Regions from separate parts of the Mus musculus genome. Here region 2 is linked to region 1. The links are chromatin loops, found by intact Hi-C in ENCODE. Cell type or tissue: left cerebral cortex. All regions are shown on one strand. Links, peaks and the distances in the headings refer to the core of each region. The heading gives the core; the rest is flanking DNA.

The links. A loop is a pair of places that touch in the nucleus more often than their neighbours do. Peaks named below come from ENCODE experiments on the same cell type or tissue, not always from the same donor. Only the 100,000 strongest peaks of a DNase experiment are listed, where the experiment ranks them.
Region 2: it touches region 1 in a loop (8-fold over the local background); 7 of 42 quality-filtered maps call a loop at or near these places.

Annotation. Positions count from the first base shown.
Region 1 is chr14:84,445,125-84,449,017 of GRCm38, reverse strand. It overlaps Pcdh17 (protocadherin 17), which reads right to left. Exons shown (of 4, transcript NM_001013753.2): 1 at 365-3,893. The coding sequence starts at 2,923. Among named protein-coding and RNA genes, the nearest start is that of Pcdh17, 3.5 kb to the right of the region's middle. In left cerebral cortex, for the core only: CTCF peaks have their summits at 772 and 1,852 (motif pointing left); DNase peaks (open chromatin) are centred at 1,540, 1,942, 2,268, 3,056 and 1 more place; H3K4me3 peaks cover 2,500 bases; H3K27ac peaks cover 1,893 bases.
Region 2 is chr14:85,900,480-85,904,372 of GRCm38, reverse strand. No RefSeq gene overlaps it. Among named protein-coding and RNA genes, the nearest start is that of Gm32729, 270 kb to the left of the region's middle. In left cerebral cortex, for the core only: no CTCF peak of the experiment used is centred there; no DNase peak of the experiment used is centred there.

The DNA.
Region 1 (3,893 bases), core at 742-3,241:
AACTCATTAAAAGGAAATTAACTTTTTTTTCCTACTCTGGGAACCCTGTTATGGAAAGAAATATAGTCCTGCAGATAGAATAAAGTTTAACTATTGACTGTTGTTACCATTTGAAAATGTGTAAAAATAAATTTGAAAAAATGCAGCAGAGGTATGGCATGTGTTTTAGCTATTTTTACCCGGGAGGGATTCTGAATAGCCAATGGTATTCACACAGGGTCAAAGATGTGAACCATTTTGAGTTAACTATTGCCTACCCCACACACATGATTGCTGGCCATCTGGCTTTCCCTTATCCAAAGGTCTCAGGACAGCACAGCAAAAGCTTTTATGTGAAGTCCCCTTTACTCTAAAAGTCTCCTACCTGAATTATGGACATCCGAGTGGCAGGGGTCTCGCTCGAATTAGTCCCTTGTCCGGTGAAGCTGGTGTGGCAGCCTGCGTGCCCCTGCGGGACAGTCAGGTTGTTGGAGGCTGGCTTAAGATACATCACCTCTGACCGGGGCGAGCTGAGGGGCAGGCGGGTTTGGTAGTCGAAGTACATAGGGGAGGTGGCCAGGGAGGGACTGCTCACCACGTTCATGACGTTCATGGCGTTCCTCTCCTCCACCTCGCTCTGCACCAGCATGATATCGTTTTTGTTGATTTTCTTCTTCTTGCCCTTCCCCCCGCCTAGCTGAGGGTGGCTGTACTCGGCGATGCGGCAGTTGTAAGTGCGAATCTCCTTGTTTTCCCGTTTACACTTGACAGCGATGGTGATCATGGCCGCTAGGAGGATGATAGAAATCGTGCTCAGTGTCACTATGAGAGGCAGGGACATGTCCCAGTGGTGCTGCTCGCCATTCACTCGCGGTACCCCTTCAGGCAGGGAGCCGCTCACTGAGCGGATGATAAGTTTGGCCACAGCGGAAAGGGTGGGCTTGCCATGATCGGTCACCTTCACCACAAGCTCCACCACTGGGGTCACATCCTCCCAGAAGGGGTGCAGCGTGCGGATCTCGCCGCTGGACGGATCGATCTCAAACAGGTGGTCATCGTTGCCATCCACGATCTCATAGGTGAGGCGCCCGCTCTCTCCAAAGTCGCTGTCCAGGGCGCGCACGGTGCTTACCAGGTACCCCAGGCCAGCATTGCGCGGGACCTGCAGCTCAGCTGTGTCATTCTGTAGCGTGGGAAGCACAATCACTGGAGCGTTGTCGTTCACGTCTAAAACCGTCACCCTCACCGTGGCGTTGCTCTCCAAGTGCGCTGGCGCCCCTGAGTCCTTAGCCAGTACTTTGAATTCAAAAGCCTTCGTTTGTTCATAGTTAAAGGAGCGTAGGGCATATATGGCCCCGTTAGTGGGGTTCACGGACACATAGGTGTAAATAGACACGTCGCCGATGTGTGAAGGAAGAATGGAGTATGACACTGTCCCATTTTGGCCCAGGTCGGGATCCTGGGCTAGCACTGACCCGAGGTATTCTCCTGGAATGTTGTTCTCGTGTACTTGGAGCACGTAAAGTCCTTTGGTGAACCGAGGCGGATTGTCATTCTCATCCAGAATCTTGACGGCGAAGGACTTGGTGGAGTTAAGTGGAGGGGAGCCCCCGTCCCGGGCCACAATGGTCACATTGTACTCGTCTTGTGTCTCACGGTCCAGTGGACGGTCAGTCACCACGGTATAGAAGTTGTCATAGTTCTCTTCAAGCTTGAAGGGGACGGAACCGGGACCCCCCAGGCCACCTCCAGTCCCTCCTCCACCTAGAACCCGACACTGAAGCTGCCCATTCTTGCCTGAGTCCCGGTCAGTGACCCGCACTAGGGCGATGACTGTGCCGGGCGGGGCGGCCTCACTCAGCGCCCCCTGGCGCACGGAGACGAAACCAATGGACGGCGCGTTATCGTTCCGGTCGATAAGCTTGACTGTGACCTTGCAGTGGGCTGGGATTGGGTTAGGTCCTAGGTCTCTGGCCTGCACGTCGATCTCCAACATGCCGTTCTCCTCATAGTCCAGGTTGCCCTTAACGCGGATCAGGCCAGTTTTAGGATCGATGGAGAAGAGCTCCCGCACGCGGTCGGGCACATAGCTGCTGAAGGAGTAGAGGACTTCTCCGTTGGGACCTTCATCAGCATCAGTGGCGTTCAAATCAATGACCACGGTACCCAGTGGAGCGTTCTCGGGCAGTTCCACCAAGTATGACGGAGCCTCGAAGACTGGACTGTTGTCATTGGAATCGATCACCTTCACATTGATCTGTACGGTGGCGGAGCGTGGAGGCTCCCCGCCATCTAGGGCGGTCAGCACCAGAGTGTGGTGGTTCTGCAGCTCGCGGTCCAGTGCCTTTTGGATGACCAGCTCTGGGAACTTGGTGCCGTCGCCGCGGGACTTGACGTCCAGGGCAAAGAGGCCATGATCATCGCGGGTGAGCAGATAGGTGCGGAGCCCGTTCTCGCCAGCGTCTGGGTCGTGTGCGCTCGTGAGGGGGAAGCGGGTGCCGGGTGCCGCGTTCTCTGAGATGTCCATTTCTATCTGATCCGAGGGGAAAGAGGGAGCGTTGTCGTTGATGTCCTGGATCTCTACCTTGATCATGCAAATCTCCTTGTCGTTAGCGAAAACCTCTAGGGAGAGCTGGCACTTGGCATTGTGGCGGCATAAGGACTCACGGTCGATGCGCTGTTTGGTGTAGAGGAGCCCGCTGTCGGCGTCCACGTCCAGCAGATGCGGTGCGGAGTTCTCCAGCACCCGGTAACTGCCAGACTTGCTCCTCCCGCTGCCGCTGCCGCGCTCAGCCGGCGGAAGCCCGGGCTGCAGTCGGGCATCCTTGCCGATGTTGCCAATCACCGTGCCGGCCCCTTGCTCCTCTGGCACTGAGTAATTGAGGTTTTTGAGTGTCAGGGCAGGGGCCCACAAAAGGAAGCAGCAACAGATGGAAAGGTACATCCCAGACCGGTGGGGTGGGAACAGGAGCAGCCGGACTGGAGGTGCTAGCTGGTGGGTGCGCGCCAGTCTGGAACCGGGGCGGAGCGTACGAGCTCGGAGCGAGCCACAAGTCTGCGAGTCTTTCCTTCCCTCCGCACCCGGGCTGCGGCACCAGGCAGTCTCTCCTTATTCCGCTCAAGTTGCCCGAACCTGTTGATCTACAGCATTCGCACTGGGAGAGATGCAGCCGCGCAGCGAAGCTGCAGCAGCTCGGAGCCAGGCGGCGACTCCCTGCGGCTGAAGGCAAGCTAAAGGCTTTGTCTCTCCCGCCTGGACTTCGGGAGGTTCAAACTTGCGTGATGAGGCTGGCGATAAAAAGGAAATCGGAGTCTGGAAGAGATGATAATGAGCTGAAGAATTGCTTGGTTTTCCTCACTCCCGCTAGGCGCTGCAAAATCCACTCCCTCCGGCAGCCTACAGAATACTCTTCAAATCCGGTGGGGGAGGGCTTCGGGAGGTGTGTCTCCAGGCAGATCAGAAAGTGGAATCCTTTAGTTACTCTTATTCGGTGATGCGATTGATGGGAATGAATAGGGACGAAGAAAGAGTCACAGATACATATGTATATTTGAGGCTGCCCTGGCACACGGAGAAATGTCTGCTCGCTATGCAGGATGCTCGGCTTTCAGGCAGTGTATTGCTGCATTTAAAGATCTAATCTTGCCTTGCTGGTTTAGGCGGCGGCGGCAGCGGACTGCATCTCCGAGCCAAGTCTTTTTTTCTCTCTCCCTCTTCTTTTTCTCTCTTCTTTCCGAGCAGCCAGAGGGAGGGGAGGAAATGCAGAGGAAAAAAAAGTGTCCCGATTTGTAGTTTCCTCCCCCTACCAAGCTCCTCCCTCTCTTCCTCGGAGAGGGTTCTCCCCCAAAATCAAGAAAGCCACAGCCTGATCAGCATTTGCGCCGAGAGCCTATTGGGAGGAGAAAAATATAGA
Region 2 (3,893 bases), core at 541-3,040, 1.5 Mb before region 1:
TATCCACTTATCAGTGAATACATATTGTGAGAGTTCCTTTGTGATTGTGTTACTTCACTCAGGATGATGCCCTCCAGGTCCATCCATTTGCCTAGGAATTTCATAAATTCATTCTTTTTAATAACTGAGTACACTGAGGGCAACAAAGGCTAGCTTGTGGTGTTTAGATTCTGTGATCTCTATAACTTTTTCAAATGATTGTCATGAAAAGTAGTATAGCTAAAACTGGCCTGCTTACTAGAACAATAAGTTTTCAGATGTGTGCTCTCATCCTAATACTAAAACTCATTTGTAGAGTTTTCTATACTAAAATATAGAGCAATTGCTTGACACAAGGCTATGCTTTAATAGTGCAACATATGAAGTAAATAATGTCTTAGCCGTTGGTGGAAAACTAACAACAAAATTTTGAATGACAAAGAGAAGCCCAACTCAAATGTAGGATATGAATGATGACCAACCATGAGCTGTCTTGGAAGCTCAGATGAAACCTGCTTAGGCATTCAGAGGAGAAGGCATGTGCTTGGTCTCTTTCCACAGTATCTGGCTTAATATGCATCAGGCCACAATCAAATGACTTGGAATTTCATTTAAGATCTGTAAGTAACTTAATGAAAGTGGGGTCTGTTAAAATTTTTTCCTTATATTTTAGATGCTGTTTCCTTTCCTGATGCACCATTCTTGACTTTGAAATTCCTAAAAGTAGATGAGCACTTGTTTGTGGAAAAAATGATAACATTTTTAAAAGTTATTAATATTACTTTATACTATACAGAAACAGCCTACTATGTTAAGTGCCTTTTAGGTTTTCTCTCATCGAATACTCAGCTGTCTACTAAGGTTGGTTCCTAAGGTTGAATGTATCAATTCCTATGGAGGAAATGGGATTCTAGATTAAGATATGAAAATTGAGAAGTCTGTTTTCTAAGTGATTAGGATCTGAAAATTTCTAGTACAGGGTAGCTAGGCTTTTTAGGAAATAAAATATGGAACACCTGAGCTCACATTTATTCTCCTTTGACTAATTCCTATAGATAATTATTCAGCTATTTGGTAAAACACAGAATAAGTCTGTTCCATACTACAATCATTCCACATTTATCTTGTCTTTTTTTTTTTCTTTTTTTGTTTTTTGTTTTTTTGAGACAGGGTTTCTCTCTGTATCCCTGGCTGTCCTGGAACTCACTTTGTAGACCAGGCTGGCCTTGAACTCAGAAATCTGCCTGAATCTGCCTCCCAAGTGCTGGGATTAAAGGCGTGTGCCACCATGCTCGGCAACACATTTATCTTTTCAAAGTTCCAATTTTTTTAATAATAAGCTTTCAAATGGATGGTTCTATCTTATGTGAAAGTACTTTAGGATTCAGTGTTACAATAGATTTTTTTTAATGTAGTCATATACTTGTCCATAAATAGCTTCAAAGTTACATGTAATAAAAATTTATTATTTTAGAAATTTAATTCTGCAGTGTCTTATTACCTCTAAGGTTATAGTAAAGAAAAACTGAATTCATACAAAATAAAGATAATAAAGTTTATATTAAAGACTATTATGAATAACAAATAAACATTCAAAAAGTTTTGTATATTCTATTCATTTTGTATAATTTTATTTACTAAAATTTGCTTTATGCCATAAAACTTCTGTGATTTGTTTTTAATTGACTTTTTATTCCTTGGTTTTTATGTTACATCTCTCCACTTTTAATGAAATTTTCAAAATGATTTCTATTGTTTTATTATCCCAAAAGCTGACTGAGCCATTGTGTGCAGAATAAATTTAATATTTATTTATTTACCTAGAGGTTTAATTACCAAAACCTTTACTTGTAGAAAAATCTATTTATCAATAATTACCTGAAAATAAGTGTATGAAGCCTTAAAACATGATTACTTTGTCAGACAAAAAATACAATATACAAATATGTACTTACAATAGAGTTATTTAACTTGAACTTATATTCACTAATGTATCAGCATTGCAGTAGTAAGGATTCAAATATTTCATGGTCAAATATCTTTTCTTTCCCATTGTAGATTCAATCTATCCTGTGAGCATTTCTGTATTATTAAACTATATGATTGATCTGTTGTTTGTTTCCGCTAAACACTTTAGTAAGACACATTTGGTTCTTTATGAAAACTGAAAGGAAAAGCCACCTCATGGATTTATTACTTATGGCAAAAATGTGGCCAGAATTGTCTTCTGTATTTAAGTCTATTGTATGCTTTAGTAATATAGCCCTGCCTTCAACATGAGCATGCATCACAGTATAAATCTAATATGGTCCATTGGATAGGCAGTATTTGACAGCCCTTGCTATTTCTCTCAAAGATTCTCTAAGACAATGAATTAAGAAGGATGGCATTTCTCAGATATATCCATTTTTACTGTCTCATGCTTTATTTCTAATGGAATTAAACGTAACTCAAATAATTTGAAACTCAGAAAGCATGCTTGGCTCTGAAGACCAAAAATCTCTATGGTACATTTGCTCAAAGAAGTCTTGATGTTCACTGTCAACTTCCAATCTCTGTCAGCCTTACTAAGCAAACGTTTTACAGATCACTTCCTATTCATTAAAATGCAGAAGTAAATAACATTTTAAATAATGGCAAATTTCAATCTCTCTTACATATTTATTCATGCCTGGAGAGGCCTTAATTATGGATCAGTGAAAATAGATTGCTGCAAAGAAGTACACTTCAGAACAATCAATGAGGATCTTGCACAATTCTTGGGTAAGAATAAAGCATTTCCTGTAAACATTCTAATTTCTACAGGACATTTTAATTCTCTGAAGAACAATACCATGGCTATGTTGAGCCACTTTTTAAAAAAATTTTTTATTACGTATTTTCTTCAATTATATTTCCAATGCTATCCCAAAAGTCCCCCCCCCCACTCCCCTACCCACCCATTCCCATTTTTTGGCCCTGGCATTCCCCTGTACTGGGGCATATAACATTTGCCTGACCAATGGGCCTCTCTTTCCAGTGATGGCCGACTAGGTCATCTTTTGATACAAATGCAGCTAGAGTCAAGAGCTCTGGGGTACTGGTTAGTTCATAATGTTGTTCCTCCGATAGGGTTGCAGATCTCTTTAGCTCCTTGGATACTTTCTCTAGCTCCTCCATTGGGGGCCCTGTGATCCATCCAATAGTTGACTGTGAGCATCCACTTCTGTGTTTGCTAGGCCCCGGCCTAGTCTCACAAGGGACAGCTATACCACCGTCCTTGCAACAAAGGCTTGCTAGTGTATGCAATGGTGTCATCGCTTGGAGGCTAATTATGGGATGGATCCCTGGATATGGCAATCTCTAGATGGACCATCCTTTTGTCTCAGCTCCAAACTTTGTCTCTGTAACTCCTTCCATGGGTGATTGTTTCCAATTCTAAGAATGAGCAAAGTGTCCACACTTTGGTCTTCGTTCTTCTTCAGTTTCATATGTTTTACTTATTGTACCTTATATCTCGCTATACTAAGTTTCTGGGTTAATATCCACTTATCAGTGAGTACATTTCATTTGAGTTCTTTTGTAATTGGGTTACCTCACTCAGGATGATGCCCTCCAGGTCCAACCATTTGCCTAGGAATTTCGTGAATTCATTCTTTTTAATAGCTGAGTAGTATATGTACAAGTTTCTGGACAATTTTTAAAAGCAAGAGTTCTCAAGATGACGGTGATTATACTCTGTGATTTACCATTGCTGCTAGTTATGGATAAATTTGACAAAGCTTCAGTTATCTGGGCATAAGAACCTCAACTGAGAAAACGTCTCTATATTTCATGGAGGAAAGTTCATAGGGCATTTTCTTGATTAATGACTGATATGAAAGAACCCAGCCTCTAGGGGTGGTGCCACCCCTGGTGAGGTTGTCTTGAGTAGT